Regions from separate parts of the Homo sapiens genome. Here region 1 is linked to region 2. Evidence: chromatin loops called from intact Hi-C (ENCODE). Cell type or tissue: heart left ventricle. All regions are shown on one strand.

Region 1 (2,500 bases), 480 kb before region 2:
CTGGAGGCAGGGTGAGTGGACCAGCTGGGAGGATGGGGCTTGGATGAGGTTGGGAGTTCTGGGGGTGCCCTGATGCTTTCATGAGTTAATTACTCAGAGCAGGCAGGGGGCTGCATCAATTATTCATTTTATTATTGCTGTTAGCAGTGGGTGGCTGGATGAGGAGTGGAGTCCCCCACTGGCGAGGCCAGGCCAGGTGAGCATTGGTGGCACCTGGGAGAGCCCAAGTCCTGCCCACACTGTCCATTGCAGGCAGGGCCCTTCCTGCTCAGCCCCGCTACGGGGACAGGGCCTTCTATGCCCCGTGCCCCTTCCTCCTCTGGCCTAGGTGTTTCTGGGAGCTGGGCTTACCTTGACCAAGCTGGAGTGAGTTAGACCTGCTGTGAGGTGACCTGCAGGTACCTGGGCCAGATCAACTGCCCTGCGGGGAGTGGTGGTGGTGGAGAGGGCTGATAGTAAACTGTGCTGGCAAGTATGGCCAGGGGTCCCAGCTGTTCTTCATGGAAAGGCCACGGCAGCCAGAACCACTTCCCAGAGGGGGCGGGGCCGAGGGGGAGGGCGCTCCCACATGGGTGGGGCCTGGAGGGGAGACCCACAGCTGCGGTCACCAGGCACCCACCAAGCCTGGTGGGTGCGCACAGGCTGAGCAGTCAGTGCTGGCTCGGAGATGCCCGCACAAATGTCAAAGAAGCTGCTATTCGGGCCAAGTGTTCCGACTACAGTGCAATTAAGAGAGAAAGTGATAACAAAATAGATAACTCTAAAAGAGTTGTATATTTAGAAAATTTGAAACACATGTTTGAATGATGGGTCAAAGAAACAATGGAATAGAAAGTTTGGGGTTAAATGATAAAAATAGAATGCTGAGCGCTGTGGATCACGGCCGTCGAGGGCTACATGCCCTGCTGCCTGCTGACGTCTGGAGAGCCCAGTTGTACAGGAGAAGTCCACACCCAGGTGCCTTCCTTGGCTCCCGCAGTGGGAAAGGTGGGAGGGGGCGGGACAGTGGCCAGGCCTCCTATGGGCACGGGAGTCTGCCTGCTGGGGTCCTGAGAGGGGGGCGGACCCTAGCTTCTCCGTGGGGTCTGGGTCTGGGGAGCCACTTGGCCCTGCCCGTGGGGACCAGGGTTCCACAGTGGCTCTCTGGCCTGCCATAGCACCCAGGGTTGGACTCCAGGGCAGCACAGTGTTCTCAGCCCTGGGCAGGACGCCAGATGCATCCGGTGGTGCACCGAGTGCAGAGCTGTCTTATGTGAGGCAACCGGGGACGCTGTCAGGGGAAGACACAGGAGGGGATCTCCAGGACAGCACCAGTGCCAGGCAGGGCCCAGGTTGCAGAGTGGAGAGGAAGGAGCAGCAGGTGTGGGGAGGCTGGTGCCCTCGGTCCACCCTGCCGGTGCCCAGGCCTGGGTGTGGTGTACAGTCATGTGCCTGGGGGCTCTGGGTGTACACATTCATTCTGGGTGTGTGCATTTATACCCAGATGCTGGGAGGGCCCCTGACCAGCCTACTGTCCAAGGGCTCTGCTGGGCGTTTCACTGACATGTGACTTAATGTGCCTCTTTTTGATGCCAGCATCATTACACTGATTTTGCCAGTGAGCCTCTGGGGTCTGCAGAGAGGGGCAGAGGCAGAGGTTGAGGCCAGGTCGCTCCCGTGCTCTAGGGAGCATGTTAGCAGGTGGTGTGGTTCTCTGGTGCCTCCCTTCATCTCTCCGAGCCTTCCTGCCGTCCCCGCCCTGCCCCTCCGTCCAGCTCCTGAGCTGGCCATCCCCCTTCCTGCCTTTGTGAGTGGTTTCCCCTGCCTGTGTGCCTCCTGAATGCACACTCCCACCTTGGGGCTCAGCTGGATGGCCCCAGTGGGGAGCACCTCCACCTCCTGGAGGTGAGGACGCCCCCCTCCTCTGGCCTATTGAGCCCCTGAACGTGCAGCGGTGGCACCTGGCTTCTGAGTGCTTGTTCTGTGCCCTCTCATCTCGTTCCTGCCTGTGAGGGCTATGACTCAGTGCATGGGCTGGGGATTCTGATAGAAGGGGTTTAGAGAGGGTATGCTCTCAGGAGACATCTGTGTGGGAAGGACAAGCACCATGCAGGGAGAGGAGGAGGCTGGACAGAAGTGCAGTTGTAGCGGAAGTCTAGCCTGATTCCATGGGGACTCCGGAGTGTCAACTGACCCCACAGCTAGCCTCCCTCTGAGGCAGGGGAGTTGGAGTCAGGCCCCTGCACTGCTCGGCCCTTGGATGCTGGCACTCCAGTCTTCTGCAGAAGGCTGCAAGTGTGGATGACTGCTGCACAGCCCTGGGGGAGTCTGGGTAGGGCCCAGCTGCAAGTCCCAGGGGCCACTGCTACTACCCCCAGAAAAGAGGCTACCCGCTGTGCTTGCAGGCCCTCAGCTGGTCCCTGGGGTGCTCAGAATGCAACCTCAGGTCCAGCCTGCTCCTGCATCCCACAGCACTGCCACACTGCATGGATATCTGTCTTCCTGGGGTCACTGTGAGTGT
Region 2 (2,500 bases):
TCCCGGGTTCACACCATTCTCCTGCCTCAGCCTCCCTAGTAGCTGGGACTACAGGCGCCCGCCACTACGCCCGGCTAATTTTTTGTATTTTTAGTAGAGACGGGGTTTCACCGTTTTAGCCGGGATGGTCTCGATCTCCTGACCTCGTGATCCGCCCGCCTCGGCCTCCCAAAGTGCTGGGACTACAGGCGTGAGCCACCGCGCCCGGCCATCAGCAGTCTTATAATCTCAGTTGATGGCAATTCCATCCATAAAGATGATTAGTCAAAATGCCTCCCACACACCTTTGTCTATTCGCTTTTTCTATCCTCCATTTCCAATCCATCAGAAAATTCCTGTTGACTCTACCTTTGAAGTACAACCAGAATCCAACCACTTGTCACTACTTCCACTGCTACCCCTTTGGGCTGTGCCCCATGCAGTCACACATGGATGACTGCGAAACCTTTCCCTTGGCCTCCCTGCTCCCACCTTTGCCCTTAAACAGTCAGTTTTCAATGAAGCAGCCAGAGGGCTCCTGTTAAAACATAAGGCACCATTGGTAATCTAAATTGGTAGAAATGCTTTGGAAATGGTTCAGCATGTCTATTATTACTGAGCATGCACTTACCTATGAGCCAGCAACAGAAGTAGATACAGAAAGGCACATAGGAATGTTTGGCTGGGCGTGGTGGCTCACGCCTGTAATCCCAGCACTTTGGGTGGCCAAGGAGGGCAGATCACGAGGTCAAGAGATCGAGACCATCCTGGCCAACATGATGAAACCCCATCTCTACTAAAAATACAAAAAATTAGCTGGGCTTGGTAGCACACACCTGTAGTCCCAGCTACTCGAGAGGCCAAGGCAGGAGGATCGCTTGAACCTGGGAGGCAGAGGTTGCAGTGAGCCGAGATTGCGCCACCGCACTACAGCCTGGCAACAGAACAAGACTCCGTCTAAAAATAAAAAAGGAATGTTCATAGCATTATCCAAACCGGGAAAAACCCAGACATCCACCAGCAAAAACCTAAAGACAAAACTGTAATATATATTTGCAATGGAAGGATATAGAACAATGAAAATAACCACCACATGCACCAACACAGAGGATACTTAGCGAAAGAAGCCAGACACAAAGAAGAACATACCAGATGATCCATTCAAAGCTTGAACCCAGGCAAAATTAACGTGTGGCAACAGAAGTGAAGATAATTGTGACTTTTGTGGAGGAGGGAATGTACGACTGGGTGAGGGCTGTTCTGTTGCTTGTGCTAGCTGATGAGTGTGTTTACTTTGTAACAATTTACTGAGCTTTAATGTGGCAAACTGTGCTCCTAGCTATTTAGCCAACTGATTTGAAACTTTTGTCCATACAAAAATATGTATAGCAGCTTTATTCATAACTACCCCAAAGTGAAGTCACTAAGATATCTTTAAGCAGATGAATGGATGAACACACTGTGGTATCCATACAATGAAAATCATTTGGCAATAAAAGGAAGTGAGCTATTGATTCACACTATAACATGGATGGATTTTAAATGCATTTTGCTAGTGAAAAGCCATCCCCAAAGGTTCTGTTTATATTACATTCCAGAAAATGAAAAACTGTAGGGATGGAAAACAGATTGGCAGTTGCCAGGGGCTGAGGAAAAGGACAGATTAACTACATAGAGGATGCACGAGAGAATTTTAAGGAGATGGAACTGTTCTGTATCATACTGAGGAAGTGCTTACATGACTGTATCCTGATCAAACCCATAGAACCATACATGAGGAAGGGGGATCTTTAATGTATGAGAAATTTAAAAATTAACCAAGATGTCTGGAGAATCCCAGGATGGAATGCAGCTTGTAACAAATGACCTAACTGAACTATAAATGTATGACATAATGTCACTGGAGCATGTGGAGAAAAAACAAACTGGCCTAAGTAACTTTGGAAAGTGATATTATGACTAGAAACTGAAAGGCTAAGGATAAAAGGAATTGTCCACAAACATTGTACTATAGTTGGTAAATTTGTTTCTCCAAGGGATATGCACTAACAAGTCAGAGATGGCTTTACCTGCATATTAAGGTTGAATAAATGAGTCATGGATAGTGAGAGCCAGATTTCTCACTGTTGGAGAGAGAAGTCACAGTGAGCAAGCTAGAATGAACATTGTGGTACTGGATTAGAGTCAAAATTGTGTGTGTGTGTGTGTGTGTGTCTTAGCTCTGTTTGCCTAGTATGCCCAAAAGCAATGACATCCTAGCATTAGTGTGCACACTGAGCTCCCAGATCTCGGTTTCTAAAACCATTCCCCAATAAAAGGAACCAAAGCTCCTTGGAGAAATGGCTGAGTCTAGGGCTAGGGTAGGAAATATGTAAGAGGAGCCTGAAGCATCTTGCAGTGCCAGAAAGTAAGGAATTGCTACAAACTGAAGGATATTGGTGTGTCAAAAAGGCCAGAAGCCAACTGAATGAGCTCCCAGTGGCTGAGCTCCCACCAGGGTGAGCTGGTGGGAGGCAGGGTC

What was found. Hi-C counts contacts between places; a loop is a spot of excess contacts. Peaks named below come from ENCODE experiments on the same cell type or tissue, not always from the same donor. Only the 100,000 strongest peaks of a DNase experiment are listed, where the experiment ranks them.
Region 1: it touches region 2 in a loop (7-fold over the local background); 1 of 110 quality-filtered maps calls a loop at or near these places.

Annotation. Positions count from the first base shown.
Region 1 is chr10:43,259,156-43,261,655 of GRCh38, reverse strand. The region is part of intron 1 of RASGEF1A (RasGEF domain family member 1A); the gene reads left to right. Among named protein-coding and RNA genes, the nearest start is that of RASGEF1A, 6.7 kb to the left of the region's middle. RefSeq lists an enhancer at 1,506-2,289. In heart left ventricle, no CTCF peak of the experiment used is centred here; a DNase peak (open chromatin) is centred at 1,235.
Region 2 is chr10:42,776,475-42,778,974 of GRCh38, reverse strand. No RefSeq gene overlaps it. Among named protein-coding and RNA genes, the nearest start is that of BMS1, 5.1 kb to the left of the region's middle. In heart left ventricle, no CTCF peak of the experiment used is centred here; no DNase peak of the experiment used is centred here; H3K27me3 peaks cover 1,526 bases.